3 separate regions of the Homo sapiens genome follow, and all the other regions are linked to region 2. Evidence: chromatin loops called from intact Hi-C (ENCODE). Cell type or tissue: chondrocyte. All regions are shown on one strand.

Region 1 (8,000 bases), 50 kb after region 2:
GTATGCAAGGGTGCCATGGTTGTAATACACACACACATACACACACATATATATATACACACACACACACCCCACACATACACATGCATGCACATATACAAAAAACATGATTATGATTGAAAATATTGTTGAACTCATGGTCAAGTAGTCTTCCAAACACATGTATGTGTGTGTGTGTGTATGGCACATGGCAGTGTCATAGAGTGTGTACAGGGGGTGCCTACACAGGGAGCCAAGTCACTCAGGTGAGCAAGGGTGCAGCCAGGCGACCCTTCGTAGGCAGGTACTTACAGGGCAAGCCAGTGCTTGAGACAGAGAAGGATTGACTTCCTCCTATCTTGACCACTTAGACAACTGTCTTCAGAGCTGAAATTTACACTGTAAGTTCAGGAAAAGTCCAGAGCTCTAGGATGTTTTGAAAATGAATAATGGGAATGACTAATCTAAACTGAAAATGAATAATGGAAATCACTAAATTAATCTGGCTCATTACAAAATTGCATTTTCCCCCTCTAAAGGGTCCCTGGGAGTGACTGCAGTGGGCGCAGTGGGTGAGTCAGCGGGGACCATTGGATGACTTATTCTTCCACACCCGCAAGACAAAGCTGTTTCCCACAGAACAAAAATTGGCGGGAGCTGACTCCGTTCAGGAGGGAGAAATGAGATATCAAAAGAAAACTCTCTGAATTCCAATTTTCCATTCCTAAAAATAGGATTAAAAATTGTACCCTGCTCATGTCACAGGGTTGCTCTGGAGAGCAAATGAGAGTCAAACTAATTCAGGGCTCCCCTGCCCTGCACCACCTGTCCACAGCCCACGCACCATTGCCAGAGGTGTCTCGGGAGACGGGGGCCGAGGGGGAGATGGGAGGTGAGAGGAGAGATTGGGGGCAGTGGGGAGGTGAGGGGGGATGGGAGGAGACGGGAGGTGAGGGAGGATGGGAAGAGTTGGGGAGATAGAGGAGAAGGGAAGGTGAGGGAGAGACGGCCTCGTAGCAGTTCTTCACAAAACTTCAATAACTGTGGGGTCCTGAGAAAATGGGATCCGCTATTAAAATGATATGGGAAGCAATGAAAAGGAGCCTAATCCAAGAGTATGAATGCTTTTCTTACTCTGGAGTCACTCTTTTCAATACGGAGAATATGTTCAGCTTCATGAGCTTCGTAAAGACCCATGTGGGAGTTAAGCTGCTGAGTCCAGTTAGGGGAAAAACCTTACATAAGTATCTTAGCCTTCCTAAGTCTTCATTTCCTCAAATGCAAAATGCGGTAGATGATACATTCTTTGTTGGCTTGTGAGGATTAAATGAAATAATGAACTTTAATGCTTGGCAGGTGCTTAGCACATGTCAGGCAACAATAAATGGAGCTATTAGAAGTACCAGTATTACAGGAAGAGAATTATTATTAGAAAATCGTTCCTAGAAGATAATTAGATTATTATTATTAGAAGTGCCAGTATTCCATATAATGACCCCCAATAAAGATGGTAATAGGGTCAGGTGCAGTGGCTCACACCTGTAGTCCCAGTACTGTCAGAGGCCAAGGCAGGCATATCACCTGAGGTCAGGAATTTGAGATCAGCCTGGCCAACGTGGTGAAACCCTGTTTCTACTAAAACTACAAAAATTAGCCAGGCTTGGTGGTGGCGTGCACCTATAATCCCAGCTACTCAGGAGGGCTGAGGTGGGAGAATTGCTTGAACCCAGGAGGTGGAGGTTGCAGTGAGCCAAGATTGGGCCACTGCCCTCCGGCCTGGGCAATAGAGCGAGACTCTGTTTCAAAGAAATAAAAAGAAAAAGATGGTATATGTGCCAAATTTTCTTTATCCAGTGTATCATTGATGGGCATTTGGGTTGGTTCCAAGTCTTCACTATTGTAAATAGTGCTGCAATAAACATACATGTGCATGTGTCTTCATAGCAGAATGATTTATAATTCTTTGGGTATATACCCAGTAATAGGATTGCTGGGTCAAATAGTATTTCTGGTTCTAGATCCTTGAGGAATCGCACACTGTCTTCCACAATGGTTGAACTAATTTACACTCCCACCAACAGTGTAAAAGGGTTCCTATTTCTCCACATCCTCTCCAGCATCTGTTGTTTCCTGACTTTTTAATGATTGCCATAGTAATTGGTGTGAGATTGTATCTCATTGTGGTTTTGATTTGCATATCTCTAATGACCAGTGATGATGAGCTTTTTTTCATATGTTTATTGGCTGCATAAATGTCTTCTTTTGAGAAGTGTCTGTTCATATCCTTTGCCCACTTTTTGATGGGGTTGTTTGTTTTTTTCTTGTAAATTTGGTACATATACACCATGGAATACTATGCAGCCATAAAAAAGAATGAATTCATGTCTTTTGCAGGGACGTAGATGAAGCTGAAAACTATTATTCTCAGCAAACTAACACAGGAACAGAAAAGCAAACACCGCATGTTCTCACTCATAAGTGGGAGTTGAACAATAAGAACACATGGACACAGGGAGGGGAACATCACAGACTGGGACCTGTCAGGGGGTGGGGGGCAAGGGGAGGGAGAGCATTAAGACAGATACCTAATGCATGCAGGGCTTAAAACCTAGATGACGGGTTGATGGGTGCAGCAAACCACAATGGCATATGTATACCTATGTAACAAATCTGCACGTTCTGCACATGAATCCCAGAACTTAATGTATAATAATAATTTTAAAAAAGATGGTAAAAGGTACATGAATCACCATGGACTGCACTGGGCAAGCCATTTTAGTGCTGCAAATACGCAGATACATTCCTCTCACATATGTACAGTGTTTTCTCCTCTACAGAGTGTGTCTTCACTCGAGCTCCACCAGTCCCCTGTGTCCAGGTGAGGCAGGCATTGTTGTTCTGGTTTCATTGACCCAGACCTGCACTTGGCCATATGGCCAGCAAAGGTGGGGCTGGTTCCTTCTCCTCAGCCTATGCTCATTCTGTAGAACACAAATGCCTGTTGTCCTCTGATATTTCACTAAAGTCTTCTCCATCTAAATCTTACTCTTCTTAGTCCTATGATCAAAGCACTTTGCTTCAGAGTTTTTCTTTTCATCATAGAATGTCAAATCTGGATGATGGCTTAAAAGCCAACTCTCCAAACCCCCTAACATACGCTGGAAACTGAGGTTCCTTCCTACACAGGGAGCTACTCAAAGTCACAAAGGTGGTAAATATTGATAGTAGAATCCTGACCGTCTGTGTTTTAAGGAAATGCCCTTTAAAATATACCCCATGGCTTCTCAGACCCATTGACTCATTTCTGTGTCTGTGTGTGTGTGAGCATGTTTTGCATACTATAATTGTAAATGCTATGGCTTCTGACATGTCATACCAATTTATCTGACCTTCCCAGCACCGTAGACCAGGGTGTCCTTACTGTGCATATCCAGTGCATCCAGCCTCCCTGGGAAAGTGGGTAGCCGACATGCTGTAATCTACTCACACACACAGGCAAGCTCTTGTGATAAAATGCACTCTAACCAGAGTCACTGAGCTATGTAGACTTCCACAATCATTAAAAAGGTGCAGCAGGAATTTTCTGTAGGCTCCTGCCAAATTGGCAGAGGACTAAAGGAGCTTGTCTAGCACAGATGCCCCAAACCCTAGATGTTGCTCCTCCAGGGAGCTGGAGACTATATTGGTGAAGTGAGAAATTTACCCCAATCATGTAAAGCAAATAGTGGCATCATCAACCCATCAACAGAAGTCAGCAGGCTCATGAGGAATGAAATATTGTTCAATTCACCAATCTAAACAACCTTGGCCATGGCTGGGCAGATTGTATAAACAACTATTAAAACCTCTCTCCTCCATGAAATATTCACCTATTGTCTGCTGCCAAAACCAATAAACTGCTTTCTTGGCTGAGTCACCCAAATATTTCCTTTGACAGCAGCAGCTTTCAACTCCAACTGCAAGGCCAAGTTGCATGACAAATATACCACGAGGCCTATATTTGGATAAGTATGTTTTCTACCAACCCATTAAAAACATACCCTGCTGTTATGGATGAAATGTCAATAGTCCTTGGAAAGCACAATGAAAAGAACATCGAAAGGAACCATGGATCATGTTTCCATGGCTCTGAAACCTGTAGGTAGATTTTGTTAAAAAAAAACTTCAATAGTGTTACAAAGCCATGAAAAAAGCCTTTCTTGTCCCTCCATGACTGCCCCTTCTGTGTCTACATAGGCATATATCATCTCATCTTTGAATTGTGTGCTGGAGACAGTGGCAAAGCCCACAGGACCTGACTCACAGATGTTTTTGAGGCCTGATGCCCTGTCTTGTAATGAGGGCCCTACATTGAAAATGGTCTGGAATTTATAGACTGCGAATTACCCAAGGTTCAGATGACATTGTTCAGATTCTCCTCAGAAGGGTTCGACACAGGTTGACAGAGTTCTAAAGGCATCATCTGTGGGTATGGCACATCTGCATTTCAGCACAATTAGACCCCCATGTACCTGAACCATGTAGAAAATGTCAAGCACAAATTCTCACAGTTATCATGACTAGGGCTGTCTCATCAGAATACAGAGGTAATGCTGAAATTATAAAGTTTAACATGTTAACCATAACCATTTTCTTTCAACTTCAGACAGGTAAATGAGACCAAGTTGTGCTGCATCATCTTTCTTGCATAAACCATACCTATAATAATGTGCAATTATTTAAAGCAGAACTCTTGCAAAGCAATGTAGGTACAGAATTTTGCTGAAGTTTTTGAAATAAACTTTTTTCAATACTTTGCTGTTGTTTCTCTCATTCCCAATTTGAGAAGAATTTCCTTAAAACTTGGCTGTATAGAGTTCTTCCAAAATATCCAGCTTAATTTCATTATATTCAACAGCTCTCTTTTCATACTGGTATATCAATTTAATAATACTTGATTATCACATAATAACATATAATTGAGGCAAACTCTTCTGGAAGGTGCAGAAATTTGTACACATGCTAATGAATGGTTTTCTAGTCCCAAGTTTTCTGCATTGCCGTATACGTTGTTCAATATATTTGAAGAGAGAATGGGAAACATTAATCAATTCAGCAGGTTGACTCAAGCATGAGTAAGGTAGCTTCCACTATGGTAGTGTTCATGAAAGAAAGAAAGAGAGAGAGAGAGAAAGAAAGAAAGAAAGAAAGAAAGAAAGAAAGAAAGAAAGAAAGAAAGAAAGAAAGAAAAAGAAACTGGGTGGACTGCTTTTCACTCTTTGCTTAAAAAAATTAATAGCATTTATTTTTTAGAGTAGTTTTAGCTTCACAGCAAAGTTGACTGGCAAGTACAGAGAGTTCCCACACACATTACCCCCGGCAACCCTCCAGCCTCCCTCACCATCAGCATTCTCTTCCAGAGGGCTCACTCATGACAATTGGTGAACCAACATCAATGCACCATTGTCACCCAGAGTCCATTAGACTTCACTGGTGTACATTCTATGGGTTTTAACAACACAGAATGTGATTTATCTACCACTATAGTATGAATATACCAGGATAGTTTTATTTCCCTAAATCCCATATGCTCTACCTAGTCATCCTTTTGTCTGCCCAGCCCTGGCAGTACCTGATCTTTTTAGTGCCTCTATGGTTTTGCCTTTTCCAGAATGTCAGATAGTTGGAATCATAGTGTATGAAGCCTTTTCAGATTGTCTACTTTCACTTCATAATATGCCTTTACACTTCTTCCATGTCTTTTGTGGCTGGATAGCTCATTTCTTTTTAGTCCTCAATAATAGCCCATCATATAAACGTACCACAGCATATTTATCTATTCACCTAGGACATCTTGGTTGATTTATACCTTTTTTAAATTAAAATTTTATTTTAAGATAATTGTAAATTCACACTCAGTTGTTAGAAATAACAGAGAGATCCCATGTACCCCCACAGTTTCCCCCAGTGGTGACCACTTGCAAAATTATAGTATAATGTCACAATCAGGTTATTGACATTGATACGACCCACTGATTTTATTCAAATGTCTCCAGTTTTCCTTGTGCTCATTTGTGGATGTACTTAGTTGTATCTAATTTTATTACATTTGTAATCACATGTATCCACTGTCACAGAAACTCCTGGACATCTCTGGCACCACGAAGATCACCTTGTGGCCCTTTTATAACCACACCCACCTGTGTCCCCTTTCCCTCCCCCCATTCATAATACCTGGGAACCACTCATTTGTTTTCCATTTCTATAATGTCATTTCAAAATATTATATACACAGGATCATACAATATGTGAGCTTTTGTTAATAATACCTTTATTGAGATATAATTCACTACAAAATTTAACCATTTAAAGTGTGTGATTCAGAGGTTTTTTGTGTATTCACATGAAACCAGGTTATTGACTTGTTTCTAAAATACTGTAAAATGTGAGACCTATATTTTTATATTACTTTTTTATCTATATGCAATGTGATTCTTGAAATATTTGGATATTAACAAATTACCACTATCTATTAATAATTACAAAATATTTAGATACCCCATATCCATTAGCTGTCACCCCTCCCTCCAGCCCTTGGCAGTGACCAATGAATGGCAGTAATGTGATAACTTGTGGGAGGGAGAAATTAGAAATATTCTGGTACTTGCACTGCATATGAAGCTCTATAGTGTGATCTGAAGGTAAACTTAGATTAGATATAGATGAATATTGGAAAACCTATGGCAATTACTATAAAATAAAAAATAGAATTATAATTCACACACTGAGAGGATATAAAATGGAATTATATAAAATGGCCAATTAAAACCAGAGAAAGCAGAAAAATTGGGGGAAAGAAAGCACAAATACAGTTATTAGAAAACAATTAAAAATTTGTTAATAATCCAAATATTTCAAGAATTGCATTGCATATAGAGAAAAAGTACTATAAAAATATAGGTCTCACATTTCACAGTATTTATAAAGAAGTAGACACATAAAAGAGAATCAAATGAAGAGACCTCTGCTGTGAAGCAAAAACGTGAAGCAGATAAGTCAGCTTAACTCCACCTATTGCCATAAAATATCATGGAAAGGCAACACATTAGCCCATTTACTATTATGACATTTTGGAGGGAACTAAATACGGGCCTAGGAAACAAGGTGAGTAGTAAGACCACACCGACCATCTTGGATGGGAAGGAGAGCAGGCAGGGGCCTCCAGTTTTGTTTAAAGGTGCCTGGACATTCCATTCTGTGGACTCTGCTCAGTCAGTCTAAGTAGTAAATCATGTGCTTACATGTCCATGTTGCCACACTTGTTCCGTTAGCTGCTGTGGAACCCTGCCCTGTGCCACCCTGCCTTGAGGTCTCCTGTGGAGCCACTTCCTTTCAGGCAGCCTCTTTCCTTTCCAGATCCCCGTTCTCTCTTGTGGCTTCCTTGGCCTCACATCCACAGTGAACAGTAGCCCAGCCTCAGCCTCGGTTCCTAGGACCTCAGCCTGGATTAAAGGCTGGCCCCACTTGGACAGTTTTGTGGAATGTCCTCTCAGCGCATTTACAATCAGAAGAGCTGTGGCTCCTGCATTTCCGACTATTGCACTTCTCTCAGATGGTCAAGGACGCGGTCCATGACCATAGCCGGAGGAGTCTGTCCCGAGAGGCATTCCAGTGAATGCTTAGGGGAAGAGCAGTCATTCACTGAGTGGAAACTGTTCATCTTAGCTCTTCCTAAGAGCCTTCAGCTGCTGGGGGCCATGTGTCCTTAAATAGCTGGCCAGAGGTTGCTACTCAGTTTTCACACCTGGATAATATGTTATTTAAAGATACAATACAGAAAAGTGAAGAAATGATTAATACACAAGTCAAGATAGTGCTTATGCCTTGTTGGGAAAAGGGATACCACTGGCACACTGGGGGCTTCTAAGGTACTCATAATGTTCTATTTCTTAACCTAAGTGGTGGCTTCATGGGTTTTGTAGTCGTGTTCTTAAAACATATATCTCCTGAGTGAGTGAACATAATTTAATAAAAAAAAAAAA
Region 2 (8,000 bases):
GCTATTACAAGCCAGCAGTGGCTTTTTCATTCCACAGCGTTGTAACCTCATCGGCTTAGAGAAACTGCTGTTGGCTAAAGCTGCATGAGGTCCAAAAAAGTTGGGGTATGAGTATAATACAACAAATGAAAGTACACCCTCACTCCCTGAAACATAGACAGCCCCCTTGTGTGACTGGAGTCCAAGTGATAACCCACAATTAATTTTCTGCAAAGACAATTTACTTGCAATTTTATAAAATCATCGTTTACAAAGAAGTGAACTTTATTGTTAACATTTTGGACACAAAACAGTTTCATCATCTGACCAGATGGATACCAATTTACATTTTTTCCTTGATGAAAGACTTCAAGCACATCCCACTCTCACACGATGGAGTTGCAGGTTGAGTCTCCCAGGAGTGCCATGTGTAGGGAAGTGTAAGGCTGCTGTATTACCAGGACATGGGTTTTTGGTAAGAATTCAGAAAAAAGTGCCTTTGGAGGTGGAAGAGGTGTAGTAAACTCATGTTAGTGACACTGATAATATTTATAATTTTTTTCCTTTGCCCCAGCAAATGAAGCTCCAACTGTTGCTAAAGTTACAGATTTTGTAATTTTCCTGAGATTTCCTTGGAAACACTATGCTTTCTGCAAAACATGGTGGTGCATTCACCACACAGAGTCCTTCTGATCCTCAGCTGGGTTCATATACTGACTGTGGGAACTAGAAGCATCATTATCTCTGAGTCTGTAGCCACATCTTCCAGGAGTGGCATGGACAGCCCCACCTTCTCCTGGAAAACAGTTACCTTTCTTTCCAATCCCCCTTCTTGTCATGAACTGTTATACTGCTGCTGGGTCTCTTACTTGACTAACTTAGGGGAGGTCTGTATATGTGTCCTCCACTCCCTGCTGGAAAGTAATGGGAAATGTGTGAATTCTCCAGGCACACAGCCTTTGCTCTTGCAGTTTCTCTTTGGCCATATGAATAAGCTCGTGATGAATCCTCAGCAGTAGGATTTTGGATTGCAATTGGTGCTCTCTGTCACCACTTTATTGATGTTGGCTGCAGAAACCTCCCCAGTCTTCAGTGGGGTCCAAATGAACCAGAGCGGGAGGAAGGAAATAAACTGTGGTCCCTTCATAGGCTCCTATCAGTTCACACTCAGCACCAAGGCCATCTGGCACCTGACTCACATTCCACAACTGTGTCGTCCACAGAACCTGCGCTCTGGCAGGGCAGGGACTGACATCCCTCCTTCCCTGCCTTACAGCCTGATTCTTCTGATATCCTCATCTCAGAAAGGGTCACCACCATCCTTTACTTGCTCAATCCAATAACCTAAGCAATTGGCTCAAATCTCTATCACTCCCTGTCCACAAAGAGTTCACAGTCAGATCCAAACACACCTCATACTCCACCATGCATGGCTGCTCTTACTGCCATGGCTGTGTCACAGCGATACTTCCTCCCCACCTCCCCTCCTCCATGGCCTCTGCAGTGCTCTCTCTGCTTGCTTTCCCTTTCTCACTTTATTCACTGCATAACAGCAGCATGATCCTCCAAGAAGTAATTCCATCCATCTCCCTGTTCAAGGCCCTAGAACACCACTCATGGCACCTACAGTAGCTTCCCACGCCTGCCATTCCCCACACACCTGTCACTCCTGCTTCCCAGTCTCAGGCTGAGCACCTTTCCCCTGCTGGATCCCCAGCCAGTCCCCCTCTGGTGAGCACAGGCCCCTCCGACCTGGGAGCTCTGCATTGTCCCCTAGGTGCCCTAGGCGTGAAAGCCTTGTCCTGGGTCCTTATGTGATGGCTTCCTTCTTAACCTTCAGATGCTACTTTCTGAAGTAGCCTCTCCCAGGTCATGTCTACCTCATTGCCCTGTTACTACGTTGCCTGGTCATGTGTTGACTGGCCCATTGTCTGTCTTCCCAGGCAGAATGCTGGCTCAGTGAGGGGAGGAGAGAAGTCTTTCTCACCATTGCTCCCCAGCCCTAGCATGGAGCCTGGGACATAGTAGGTGCCCAATACACTTTTGTTAAATGAATTAATTAGATTCTTTCCTTAGCCTTCTGTGTCCAGTGTGGTCAGGAAATAGCTACTGAATGAAAAGGAAATAGATTAATGGATCAATAATGGTGTAATTCTGTTGTAAATCCTGCTGCAAATGCCCCCGACATGCAAGGCAGCTCCTGGGTGTGAAAGCATCTCTTCTCCATTTTTTCCTCCCAGTCATGTTCATGCAGCAGCATTGTTTATAACCAGATTTCCTTTGATCATTTGCAGGACAAGAATTCATCTTGTGTGGGTGGAAAAGATCATGACTCTGGAATTCTAAAATATCTCCCAGATTGATTTTTTTTCACCAAGGAAGCACCTGTGGATGTGGGGCCCTAAATGAGAAAGTTCTGATTTTACACATCTATGATTTGGATGGAAACAAAAGTGAATCTCTGACCTTCTGGTCACCTCTCTGGCTAGCTCTCCCATTCCTGTACATTTACTCCAGGGGGAAAGTGCAGAGGAGGTGGGCCATGCCAGGAAGGGCACAGCCATTGGAGAATCTGAATTAGTGGATTTCAAGCAAAATTAGAGTCTGGGGCTAGGACCACCTGGAAGCTCCTGTGGTCTTCCAGAGCTGACACAAGTGGCAGTGAAAATGGCCTGAAGAAGAGGCAAAGGGACTTGCTACAACAGCCACTGGCACCTGCCTCTGGGCTTGCCTTTTGTCTCCCTTTCCTTGCTCTTTAAACCTGGCTATCCTTACCCTCCCTTGGAGAACACTCCTCCCAAGACTGACTGTAAAGTAAGGCTGCCCCTGCAGAGCCCGAAGATGAGCCTGGCTGAGAAACAAGGAATAATCTCCCGGCTTTCCAGACTCCCCTCTCCCCACTGCTGGTGAAGCTCATGGCTGGTGAAACCTTGGCATGTTTAACCTCTCCATACAAGTAACTCATTGACTGTAGATTTTAGAAGCATCTGAAAATACAAGATAACGTTAAAGTATGCATGTGTGTGTTTGAAAGAACAGATGGGAAAATCCCTTTCCCATAGCTATTAATAACACTTTCCAGGCACTAAAAGAACAACAGCCATAACTCTCACCCATCCAAAAAGTGCTGAGCACAGCACTTTCTTACTTTACACACCTCCTCCCTCCTAATTGCTCACTGGTTGGATTTCTGATCTGATAACTCTATTTAAAAACTGAGTTTTGCGGGAATTTCATCCTTGTCTGAGCTCTTTCTTTTGGCCAAGCTCTTCATCTCTGTAGCTGCCTCTCTTACCCTGTGAAACTGGCCAGGGTGGCACCTACTGCCAGAGGTGCTGCAACCCCAAACAGGGGCATGATTGTCATGTGGCTAGGGCCACTCAATGCAGTTCCAGAACACCCTAACTCCCCCAGAGGAATCGCCATGTGGGCCAAGTCCTGCATCTTCTGGCACTTGAGGTCCCTTCATCTTGTCTCCTGCCACTTGATAGAGGCCTGGTGTCAAATGAGCACTCTGCGAATGCTTATGGAATGAGCATTTTCACCTCTCACCTCTGCTCCCTCTGCTACCAAAGTTCTCAAGGTTCTTGGGTCACATCGTGGCCCTTCCTGGGTTTGAGTCTGAACAAGAACAAGCTGTTCTGTCTGCCCATCTTGCCTTAAGAGCACCCATTTTCCAGTTTCCTGATGCTGAGTCCATGTGTGTTTACCTTTGAAAGGAATCAATTGAAAATCTGCAAAAGGGTTGAAAAGTGGAAAATGGTGGCATAAATAGTCTGAGGCATAAAGGAAATTTTTGATGAAAGGAAGTCAATGGCATTGGAACCAGTGGTTTCCAGGATTCAGCACTGAGATGGGATAGAAATGGATGGGCTTCCCCAGAGAGTGTGAACCACCCCAGCTTGGAATAGTAGGGCTGGGAGCGCTGAGGCCAGGTAGGAAGCAAGTTGGAGGGAATGATTTGGAGGACCACACTAAGACGCTGCCCAAGCTTCACTTGGCTCAGCCTGCAAGCCAGGGAAAAGGAAGATGTGCCTGTAGGCTCTGAATACCAGTGGGCAGAAGCACAGGGTGTCTCAGCTGGCGCAGAGCTGCACAATACACCCAGGAAACACCAACCCCAATTACTCGGCCCTGCAGTGAAACCCTAATTCTTCTGGCAGCTGAGGCAGGATGAGCTAAGTTTGTATGGATGAGGGAAGTTGATCAAAATTTACTATTGAGTGAAAACATGAGTCACAAAAATTATATTTCCATATAGTACACACATGCATGCACAAACAAACATGCACACACACACACACACACACACACACACGCACATCCCTGAAGGGATTTACAACCAAACGAACTCAGGGTTCAGATTCGGAACTGGACTTTCTCTTATGGGTACTGTCTTATTTCTCCTCTCATGCAATGATCTTGTTCCTGATTCTGAGGGACTGGCTGATTCTGATTTCCTGGTGGTCATGCTTTGGGGAAGAAACCTCCAGTCCCCTGACTGTGCATCTCAAACCCTGATTTCCCTTCCAGGACAGTTCCATGTGTGTGCCTGCAGCCAATTTTCTTGATAAGTTGACTATAGCCTCCCAATAGAATCTATAGATTGTCTGTGGGATGTTTGCACTCCGTTGAGCCTGGTTTGATACATAAATGTTTGATTGACCACATAATTTAAGTAATGTCCATATTGTGTCACTGGAGGCCTCTGGGTGGAGGCTGGACCTCAGGGGCCTGTGGAAAGATGCTTGGATTTTCTTCTAAGTTTAAAGGGGACTGGATCTCGGCTGCCATGTCATTACCCTCTTTTACTCAGCCTCTGCATAACCCCTGGTTCTGATGGTGCACAGGTGGGAAGGCCATTGTGCCTCCCTTATTCTGGGCCACAGGAGACACCCGGCTCTGAGCACTCAGCCAGAGGCCTCAGGATCACCCCAGGGAGACTGGCACCCAGCCAGCTCATTGCCTGACTTGGCTGCAGCCCCAGCCTGTCTTTGAGGTATTTAGAAAGCGCAGCATGAATGCCTCTGGCATGGCCCCAGCTGTGGGAAAATAAAATGCGTCATTTCTCAGAGACAAGTTCTCAGTGTCAAGTTCAGTGTCATTCAAGTGGCCCTAATAGAAGACTGTGCTTCCTGTCCAGGGAGTATTGCCCTCCCATGTTGGACAACTGCAGGTGCCACTGTCCAGAGGACACAGGGACAACCTGAGAGACCTGGTTCTGATTTTCTATAAAGAAAATTCATCACCTGAATTTCCACTATTTTAAGACAATCTCCATTGTTAAAAAAAATAAGCTTTGATGCACTGAAATTTCGGAGTTTATTTAAGCAGTAATTCATGAATTGGGCAGCTCCAAACTAGAGTGGTTTGGAACTCCCCAGAGGTAGATGAAAAGCTTTAAAAGGGTGAATATGGAAGCAGAGCAAATAAATTAATTGGTTAAAATTTGAACAATGGCCTCATTTGGACTATGTAGGTGGGAAGTTCAAAGTGATATAACTAATAATGTCCAGTTGGCTGGTGGTGGGCTGAGCTTAAGTTTAATTTTTAAAAAATTAGTCATATATAGGAAATGAGTCTGAGTTGGGTTTCAGGGGTTTGTTTATGTAGGAACAAAGGGCATTGGAGCCACCTCAGTCTAATGGCCTCCCCATTTAATTATTTTAACATCGTTAGTATTCTAGAACCAACCTTTATATTTTAAAACATATATAGAGCACTCTCTCTCTCTCTCACACATACACACATATACACGTGTGTACATATGTATACATATTTATTTTTGTGTATTGATCTTTTATCCTGTGACCTTGCTGAACTTACTTATTCTAGGTTTGTTTGTTTGAAAAATTTCTCAGAACTTTCTATGTAGACTATTATGTCATCTCCCAGTATTGAAAGTTTTTCTTTCCATCCTATGTGCCTTTTACTTTCTTTTCATTCCTCATTGTGCTGGCTGGATTTTCCAGTACTGTGCTGAATGATAGTGGTGAGAGTGGACATCCTTTTCTTGTTCTAGAGCTTAGGTGCAAGCACTTGTCCTTTCACTGTTAAGTATAATAGCTATGGATATTTTGTAGTTGTTCTTTATTTCTAAACTTCTAGTCCTCAGTGGTCCCCTATCCATGAATCATTTTTTTTTGCTCAATTAAACTGTTAAATTTAATTTATCTAAGGTTTTTCTTTTAATAGTTATATCTGAAGTATTTTTGTCTGTTTGTTTTTTAGACTGTGTATAGTTGGGTCATATTTTTGATTTAATTCACCCTGTCAATTTCTGTTTCTGCTTTTCATTTGGTATATTTAGACCATTTACATGCACAATAGTTATTGATCTATTATTCGATCAATATAATATAATGTTGAGGTTATCTACCATTTCATTTTTCATTTTCTGATTATTCTGATTGTTTATCTTCATGTTTTCTTTTTATTCACTTCCTGTGGGTGACTTGAATATTTTTAGAATTCCATTTTGACTTATCTTTAGTGTTTTCTGATATATCTCCTTGCATTTATTTTAGTGATTGCTTAGGTAAATTATATGTACATATCTTATCACAGTCCATTTGGGTTGGCATTGTAGCAGCCTGAGTGAGTTAGAACACTTACCTATTCTTATGCCCCTTTACCCTCCCCCATTCTTAATACAATCATCTTAAATATTTCCTCTACATGTGTTGGGAGCTATACAGACATTATTACAAGTTTTGCTCCAGCGGTCAAACATACATTTGGAAATTCAAGAGGAGTGAAGTCTGTGGTAAAAAAATATTTACCCGTATTTTTGCTTTTTCTGTCATTCTTTCTTCCTGATGTTCCTGTGTCCTTCTTTTATGAATTCTTTTCTGTTTAATGAACTTCCTTCAGACATTCTTTTACAGTAGGTCTGCTGGTGACAGATTATCTTGGTTTTACTTCATCAGAGAATGTCTTGATTTCCCCTTATCCCCTGAATGATATTTTTCACTGGATGTAGAATTCTGAGCTGACAGCTCTTTTCTTTCAGCACTTGAAAAATGTTCCTCTTCCTTCTTGCCCCCGTGGTTTCTGAAGAAAAATCTTCTGTTCTTTGAGATGTTTTTACCCTGTGGTTAAGTTATTCTTTCCCTCTGACTACTTTCAAAAATTTTTCCTTGTCTTTAGTTTCCAGAAATTTGACTATGATGTATTTTAGTATAAATTTCTTTGGTTTTATTCTGTTTACGGTTTGCTCAGCCTCTTGAATACGTAAATTTATATATTTTCCAAATTTGTAAATTTTCTGACATTATATTTTGAATACTTTTTCAGCCCCCACTCCTGTTCTCCTTTCCTTTGGGGACTTCGGTGACACAAATGTTAGACCCTTAGTTATAGTTCCACATGCCCCTAAGTTTATACATAAAAGACATCAGGTATATATATACGTTAAATATAAATATATATATTTAATGTCTCTTCTTTCTGTTGTTCTTTCTTTTATTGGGTATATTCTATTTTATTTTCAAGTTTACAGATTCTTTCCTCTGTTTTCTTCATTCTGCTGTTGAATTCATCCATTGAGTTTTTCTTTCTGCTTTTGCATTTTTTAATTCTAAAATTCCTATTTTGTTCTTATGTTTTTTATTTCTTTGTTATAATTTTCGTTTCTTTTTTTGGGGGGAGGGGGGACAGTCTTGCTCTGTAGCCCAGGCTGGATTGCAGTGGTGAGATCTTGGCTCAATGCAACCTCTGCCTCCTGGATTCAAGCAATCCTCCTGCCTCAGCCTCCCAAGTAGCTGGGATTACAGGCATGCACCACCATGCCTGGCTAATTTTTCTGCATTTTTAGTAGAGACGGGGTTTCACCATATTGGCCAGGCTGGTCTTGAACTCCTGACCTTGTGATCCGTCCACCTTGGCCTCCCAAAGTGCCGGGATTACAGGGGTGAGCCACCACACCCAGCCTCTTTGCTATAATTTTCTATTCTTTTCCAGACATCTTCATCATTGCTCCTTGAAACATTTTTGAGGTGCCTGCTCTGAAATCCTTGTCG
Region 3 (8,000 bases), 79 kb after region 2:
TAAGAAAAGAGATTAAATTGACTAGGCGGGGTGGCTCACGCCTGTAATCCCAGCACTTTGGGAGGCCGAAGCAGGCAGATCACGAGGTCAGGAGATCGAGACCATCCTGGCTAACACTGTGAAAACCTGTCTCTACTAAAAATACAAAAAATTAGCTGGGCGTGGTGGCAGGCACCTGTAGTCCCAGCTACTTGGGAGGCTGAGGCAGAATGGCATGAACCCATGAGGCAGAGCTTGCAGTGAGCCAAGATCGCGCCACTGCACTCCAGCCTGGGCGACAGTGAGACTCTGTCTCAAAAAAAAAAAAAAAAAGAAAAGGCATTAAATTAGTAATTTAAAAACTTTCAACAAAGGAAAGTTTGAACTCAGATGCCTTCACAGGTGAGTGTTACCAAAAATTTAAAGAAGAATTAAGCAATATTTAAGTTCTTCCAAGGAAGAGAAGATGAGTAACATTTTAAAATTCATTCTATAATACTAAAACTAGACAAAGACATTATGAGCAAACTACAGACCAATATCCTTATGAATTTAGAATCAAAAATCTTCAGGAAAATATCAGCAAAGCAAATTTACCACCATATAGAAAGGATTATACACCATGACTACCTGGAATTTATATCAGGAATGCAAGGTTGGGTCAACCAACTCAATACACTATATTAATAGAATAAACTATAAAACCACATGATCATCTCAACAGATGTAGAAATAGCATGTGAAAAAAATCTGACACATCTTTATGATAAAAAGAAAGCTCAACAAACTAAGAATTGAAGAGAATCTCCTCAATGTGATAAAGGACATCTATGAAAAACCCACTGTTAATATCATACTTAATGTGAAAGATTGGTTGCTTTTTTCTTCTTATGAGGAACAAGACAAGGATGTCCACTCTCATAACACTATTAATCATTGTATTGAAGATTCAGTCCAGGGAAATTAGGCAAGAGAAAAAGTCAAAGACATTCAGATTGGAAAGGAAGAAGTAAAACTATTTCTATTTCCAGAGGACAGATGACATGATCTTATAGGTAGAAGATTCCATGGAATTAAAAACAATAATAACCATGAACAAAATAAAGGGAAACTTAGAACAAAAAAAAGAGGTTCAGCAATGTGGCAGAATAAATGATTCATATACAAAAATCAATTGCATTTCTATGCACTAACAATAAATAATTCAAAATGATATTAAAGAGCAATCCCATTTAAATAGCAAGAAAAACAATAAGTATTTAAGAATAAATGTAATAAAAGTTCAAGACTCACACTGAAAACTATGAGATATAATTAAAAGAAATTAAAGTTCTAAATAAATAGAAAAACATCCCAAGTTTATGGATTAGAAGACTTAATGTTGTTAAGATTGCACACTCCCTACATTGATCTACAGATTCAAGATTATCCCTGTCAAAATCCCAGAGTTTCTTTTTTTGTTATAGAAATTGATAAGCTGGTTCCAAAAACCTTATAGAAATGCAAAGGACCCAGAATATCCAAAGCAATCTTGGAGAAGAACAAAGAAGAAGGACTCACTTGTCCCATTTTAAAAACAATACACTTTAAAGCTATAATAATATACTGTAAAGCTATAATAATGATGTGTTTTTTTGGTATAAAGATTCACATATAGTTTGTTGTAATAGAAATGAGAGTCCAGAAATTAGCCCTTGCTTTTATGGTCAATTGATATGCTATAAGGACGTTAAGACAACTTAATGGGGGAAAGAATATCCTTTTCAACGAGTGGTGCTGGACAACTGTATATCCACATGTAAAATTGAATTTTTACCCTTACCTCATACCATACATATAAATCAACCCAAAGTGGATCATATAACTATATGCAAGAGCTGAAACTATAAAACTTGATAAAAACAGGAGTACATCTTCACGGCCTTGGGTTAGACAATAGTTTATGTGACTCTACAAGCACAAGAGGCAAATGAGAAAATAGATAAATTGGAATTCATCAAAACTACAAAACACTTTTGTTCATCAAAGGATGTGATTAAAACAGTGAAAATATAACTCACACAATGAGATAGTATGGTTGGAAATCAGATATCTGATAAGGGACTTGTATCCATAATATCTAAAGAACTCTTACAATTGAACAATAAAAATACAATCAATTAATTTAAAAAGTAATCGTGGTTTGAATAAATATTTCTCCAAAGAAAATATGCAAATGTCAATAAACACATGAAAAGTTGCTTAATATAATTAGCATTAATGTGCATTAAAGAAATGCAAATCAAAACCGCAAGGAGATACCACATTACACTCACTATGATGGCTAAAAATAATACAATAAAAAGACAGACAATACGCTGTGTTGATAAGGACATGGAGAAATAGGACTCTTTATACATTGAGTTATCATAAGACTTGGCATTTCTACTCCTAGGTGTATGCTAAAGAGCAATGAAAACATATGTCTGCAAAAAAACTTGTACATGATTATTCATAATAGCTAATGAGTGAGAATAACCTAAATGTTTATCAACTGATAAACGCATACATAAAGTGTGTTATATACATTAAATGGAATGTTATTCAGCCATACAAGGGAATGAAGTGTCGACAGATGCTACAACATGAACGAACCTTGAAAACACGCTAAATGCAAAAAGCTGGTCACAAAAGACTAACAATATATGTTTCCATTAACATAAGGCACCCATAATCCATAGAAACAGAAGGTAGATTATTGATTGCCTGAGTGTGGGGTGGTGAGTGAAGGGAGGGATCAGGAATGAGGAAGTACTACTAATATGCACAGGGTTTATTTTTGGAGAACTGAAAATATTCTAAAATTAGACTGTGGTGATAGTTGCACAACTCTATGAATACAGTTAGAAAGCACTAAAGTCCACACTTTAATTGGGTGGATTTCATCTGTAAAATATATCTCAATAAGGCTGCACAAAATAAAAGAGACTTCATGGGAATAAAACCTTGAAAACAAGCAGACTGATTCTATAAAGTACAAGTCATATCCTTACTGTTGTTGATTTTCAGAAGTAATAATGACTTGTCCCTTGAGTTGAGATTTTATTTTGGGGCTGAGTTCTATTTGCTCTCCTGTTAACTGCTGTCTCCTTTTAATTTTTCAGGCTTGTTAGAAATCTGAAAGTCACAGGGAGGTGCAGTCCAAGCAGTGGCAAGTGAGAGAAATAGAGTTTACGTTTCCAATTTAAATTAACAGCACACATATAGAATTAATATGACTTGTGATCTTCGGGAGCAAATGAGATTATTTATACATTTGACAGTTTTGGAAAAACTCAAATTAGAATCCACATGGCCTCAAATAACTTCACACAGGAAACAGCAGAAATGAGTCAACTTTGCTAATCTGAGTTCTGAGCAGATCCTATCTAGAAAGACTGTGACTAGAAAGAAGCATAACAGCCAATCAGACAGCTAACACCCCAAATGCTTTGTCCTGGTTGGTTCTTGCTGGATAACAATCTAACTCTGATTTAGAGGCATACACACTAACCAAATACCTAGACTTACAGATTTCGTGGGTGAAGAATTTAGAGTATTGTGGAAATGGCTTTTCTCTGCTCCACAGTGCCCAGGGCTTCAGCTGGGTAGATTCAAAAGGCTGGAGGTGACTTCAATAACCAAAGGCTGTAATCATCTGGAAGCCTCTTTATAGACATGTCTGGTTCCTGGGCTGGGAAGACTTGAAAGCTGAACTTCGCACTGGGACTGTTGGTTGGAGGACCTCATGCGGCATCTCCACGTGGCTTGGGCATCCTTCCAGCATGGAGTTTCAGGGCTGCAAGACTGAATGTTTCAGCAGTGCCCTAGCTTCAGAAGGTATAATATAACGTGTTTCCTCTAGTTTCTATTGTTTGAAGAAGTCACAAACTCAGTGAAATTCAAGGAGATAGAACAAAGGTCATCTCATCTTTGTGGAGAGGATAAAGAATTTGTAGCCATGTTTTAAAACTGCTACACTTTTCAAGGGAGACAGTCATTCAAACAAAAAGACTAAGTGGCTAGGCGTATGCTTGCTCATTTGGGACAGAAATGATTGGACCTCACTAAGACCTATATGAAATACCACTCATATTTATATTGTATAAATGTGGAGGTCTAAATTCCTCCACGTTTATATTGTATTTGTGTTCCAGGTTCTCTGTTAAGAAATATTCACCTCCATACATTAATAAACTGGCAAGTTTGTGAAAAGTCAGTCTCCTGGGAGTTTGGTTGTGTGCATTGGTTCCCTGACTCAGAACCCTGGGGACCCTGATGCAAATGCACAGTAATTGAGGCCCCATGCCTGGAATCACTGTGGCCACGTCCAGGGTGCCTCAAATCAATTCCTGCTTGTTTTTATAAAAAATATTATTATAAAAGTTAAAGCTGAACTATCCTAATTTTTAATACCTTATGAGTCACACAAATAGCCCAGAGAACTCCCATCACCCTGCTGATACTTACTCCTTCCCATCCTCCCCACGGCCCCAGGGCTTTCTGTGAGAACACTTCCAGCCCAAGAGCTGAGTTTGGCAGCCATTGAGTCATAAGCCGTTTTCCAAGAAGGACACCGTGACTGTGATTTCTGGCCCAGAGAGCTCAGTTTGAAATAGATGAGGTGTCTGGGGAAAGCTTCAGGGAAAAGAGAAATGAGTAAAAGGGCTCTGGGCTGCACCTCCTGACACACTTCCCTTGACCTACCGGCCTGCAGAAGAGGTGAAGGTTTTGCTCCAGTGGCTCCACATTGGTCCCAGCATCGTCCAGTTGGAATACCTTTTGATATATGTTGACTACTCTCACATTGCAATACCAAGTTTATTTCCATAGCATGTCTCTCCTTTGAATTTTGCTGTCTCAAGTGGTGGAGAAACATTATTTAAATTGTACAAAAACAACTCCATTCCTTGAGTTGCAGGCCAAGGTCTTCACAAGCCAAAAAAAAAAAAAAAAAAAAAAAAAATGAAAGCTCTTCCTAAGATGTAAAATGAAATGTGAAATGATAGGAAAATCTGCGATGTTTCATTGTATGGTATTTCAAGGGAAGTCCAACATTTTCAAGCAACAAAACGCTAATGCTTATGACCTGTGGTAGAAAAAGAGAAGTAAGAGAAAAGTCTGTGCAAACCACAAATCAAGGGTATTAGACCTTGTCGTCCACAACAGTGCTTATTCTGGGAAAGTTTATTTTCCTCCATGATCATCAATTATTAAAATTTACTCTGCCCTCACAAGGCCACAGATAGGGGAGGGAAAGAGAATCCTTTTAGGTAATTGTCACTAATAAAGATTGCAAGGTGGTTGAGGTGACTGGGGAAGAGGGGCAGCTGAAGTGAAGCTAAAATAGAAAATCCCAAGGAAAAGGGGAAGGTCCAAGAAGAAGAGCGTCAGGCAGAGGATAAGTCAGAATGCTGAGCAAGGAAGAGACCAAAGGCTCCAGTGCTTGTAAGATAAGAGTGCAGGTTCCATAAAACCTTGAGAAATTGGTGTCACCTTTCTTTGGCTGTCTCTTCATCCATAAGACAATGATTAGACCCTACCTGACGGGGCTGTCATGAAGATTGGGTTAGGTCATGTGTGCCATGTGTTACATCTATACATACGTGATGCTTGGCAGCATGCAAGATGCAAAATAAAACACACAATAAGTTGCACTTATCATTGTCGCTATTATTGTCACCATTGCCATTACATATTTCATTTCTGAAAATAAAATGTGTTACTCCAAGAGGCACATTGATAACGTAGAGAATAAATGTTGCAAAAAGAGGCCATGTCACTGGTGGGGGAGGGGAGGAAATGAAGAGACTGCGTCAGGCACACCTTGCTTTTAAAAAACGTTGCTGGCCAGGTGCGGTGGCTCATGCCTGTAATCCCAGCACTTTGGGAGGCCAAGGCCAGCAGATCACTTGAGGTCAGGAGTTCAAGACCAGCCTGGCCAACATGGTGAAACCCTGTCTCTACTATAAACACACAAAAAATTAGCTGGGTGTGGTGGTATGTGCCTGTGGTCCCAGCTACTTGGCAGGCTGAGGTGGGAGAATCACTTGAACCTGGGAGGTGGAGGTTGCAGTGAGCCGAGATCATGCCACTGCACTCCAGCCTGGGTGACAGAGTGAGACTCTGTCTCAAAAACAAAACAAAACAAACAAACACACACAAAAAACATTGCCTTGCAACAGAAGCAACAGCAAAGAATTTAGGTAAAATCAATGGATGAAACTCTCAGATCAGTATCTGTGGTAGGCAGAATAATTCCTGAAAAGGATGCCACACCCACATCCCTGAAACCTGTGTATATGTTATGTTATATGGCAAGAGGGACTCTGAAGATATGATGAAGATAATGGATCTCATGATGAGGAGATAACTTGGGATTATCTGGTTGGGCCCAATCTAATTACACGATTAATAGTGGAAGAGGGAGGCAGAAGAATGGTTCAGAAAGATGGAATGTGAGAAAGACTCAACCTGCCAGCGTTGTTGGCTTTGGAGATGGAGGAAAGAGACCAAAAGTCCGGGAATGCAGTGGTCTCCAGAAGTGCGAATGCCTGTTAGTTTATAACCAGCAAGAAAATAGAGACCTTAGTCTCATGACCACAGGAGCTGAACTCTCCCAACAGCCTGGAGAAACGGAAAAGAAATTCTACCTCCAGAAAGGAATGCAGCTTGCTGATACCTTGGTTCTAGTTTGGTGAGTCCTGTGCTGGACTCTCATCTGTACAGAACTGTAATATAATTAATGTATATTTTAATAATGCACATTAATTTAGTTTAATACTAGTAAATTTTTGGTGATTTCTTATGACAGCAACAGAAAACTAATACCTTATCCAAAAATAGAAGATGTTCCCTGAGGAAGCAGGGAGTTCTGAGGAAGAGAATTAACATTTGGATATCTCCTATGATCCATACACTATTTTATTTTATTTTTTAAAACTCTAAATAACTCAGTGAGCCATGCATTATTGTTCCCATTTATGAATGTAAAGACAGGTTCAGAGTGGAAAACTAGGAAATAACACAACACTAAAACCGGGTGTTCCTGACTCCAAAGTTCATGGTGTGACCAGTTTATCGCTCTATTTCTCCCATGCTTGAAATATTTAGGGGGCTTAATAATTTAACTCAGAACCTTTGAGGTTCGCTAAACCTGGAAGAGCTCCAGGTGGGGAGGGATAGGTGACTGCATTTTTCCAATTGTATCTCTTGGCCTGATTGGATCATTGGAGTCCTTACTTATTCTTACAGCTGGCCCATATTACCTTTTTACCTGTAAGCAAGCCCACACCTGGGATTTTCTAAAAATAGCTGAGGAAGACTGGTTCATTAAAATGTCTTTCCAAAACACTAAAAGACAACCCAGGGGATAAATACAAACCACAGGAGAAATGCGGGTATTTCTCCTGGAAAGCCAAACATTTGGTTTCTACTAGATACAGTTCATGCCCCTACCGCTGCTGTCCCAAGAGAGGCCTGCTCTCTCCCCTCAGTGACAGGCCTTGTGTCTTGGTTTATGTCCTAATACATGGTCTAATTCACATAATAAAACTCGGGAGCAGCTGAAGAGGGATCTTAACTTTTTCCTTGAAAATAATAGAAGACAGATCCCATCTCTCACCTCTTGATTATCTGTCCTAAGACTTTTTTTTTTTTTTCTTTCCTGGCTGGGCACACTGTCTCATGCCTGTAATGCTAGCACTTTGAGAGGCTGAAGCAAGAGGATCATCCCAGGCCAGGAGTTTCAGACTAACAGTTTCAGACCAGCTTGAGAAACATAGTAAGAGCCTGTTTCTACAAAAAATTAAATAATCAGCCAGGTGTGGTGGTGTGTGCCTATAGTCCCAGCTACTTGGGTGGCTGAGGCAAGAGAATCCCTTGAGCCCAGGAGGTCGAGGCTGCAGTGAGCCATGATCATGCCACTGCACTCCAGCCTGGGCAACAGAGTCACTCTGTTTCTAAACAACAAAAGAAATACATTTTTTTCCTAAATGAATGAT

Evidence for each region. A loop is a pair of places that touch in the nucleus more often than their neighbours do. Peaks named below come from ENCODE experiments on the same cell type or tissue, not always from the same donor. Only the 100,000 strongest peaks of a DNase experiment are listed, where the experiment ranks them.
Region 1: it touches region 2 in a loop (2.0-fold over the local background); 2 of 110 quality-filtered maps call a loop at or near these places.
Region 3: it touches region 2 in a loop (5-fold over the local background); 5 of 110 quality-filtered maps call a loop at or near these places.

The regions. Positions count from the first base shown.
Region 1 is chr10:44,748,887-44,756,886 of GRCh38, reverse strand. No RefSeq gene overlaps it. Among named protein-coding and RNA genes, the nearest start is that of TMEM72, 160 kb to the left of the region's middle. RefSeq lists silencers at 3,320-3,520, 3,480-3,680. In chondrocyte, no CTCF peak of the experiment used is centred here; no DNase peak of the experiment used is centred here.
Region 2 is chr10:44,799,122-44,807,121 of GRCh38, reverse strand. It overlaps the pseudogene EIF2AP4. Among named protein-coding and RNA genes, the nearest start is that of TMEM72, 110 kb to the left of the region's middle. In chondrocyte, no CTCF peak of the experiment used is centred here; a DNase peak (open chromatin) is centred at 4,928.
Region 3 is chr10:44,720,392-44,728,391 of GRCh38, reverse strand. No RefSeq gene overlaps it. Among named protein-coding and RNA genes, the nearest start is that of TMEM72, 190 kb to the left of the region's middle. In chondrocyte, no CTCF peak of the experiment used is centred here; no DNase peak of the experiment used is centred here.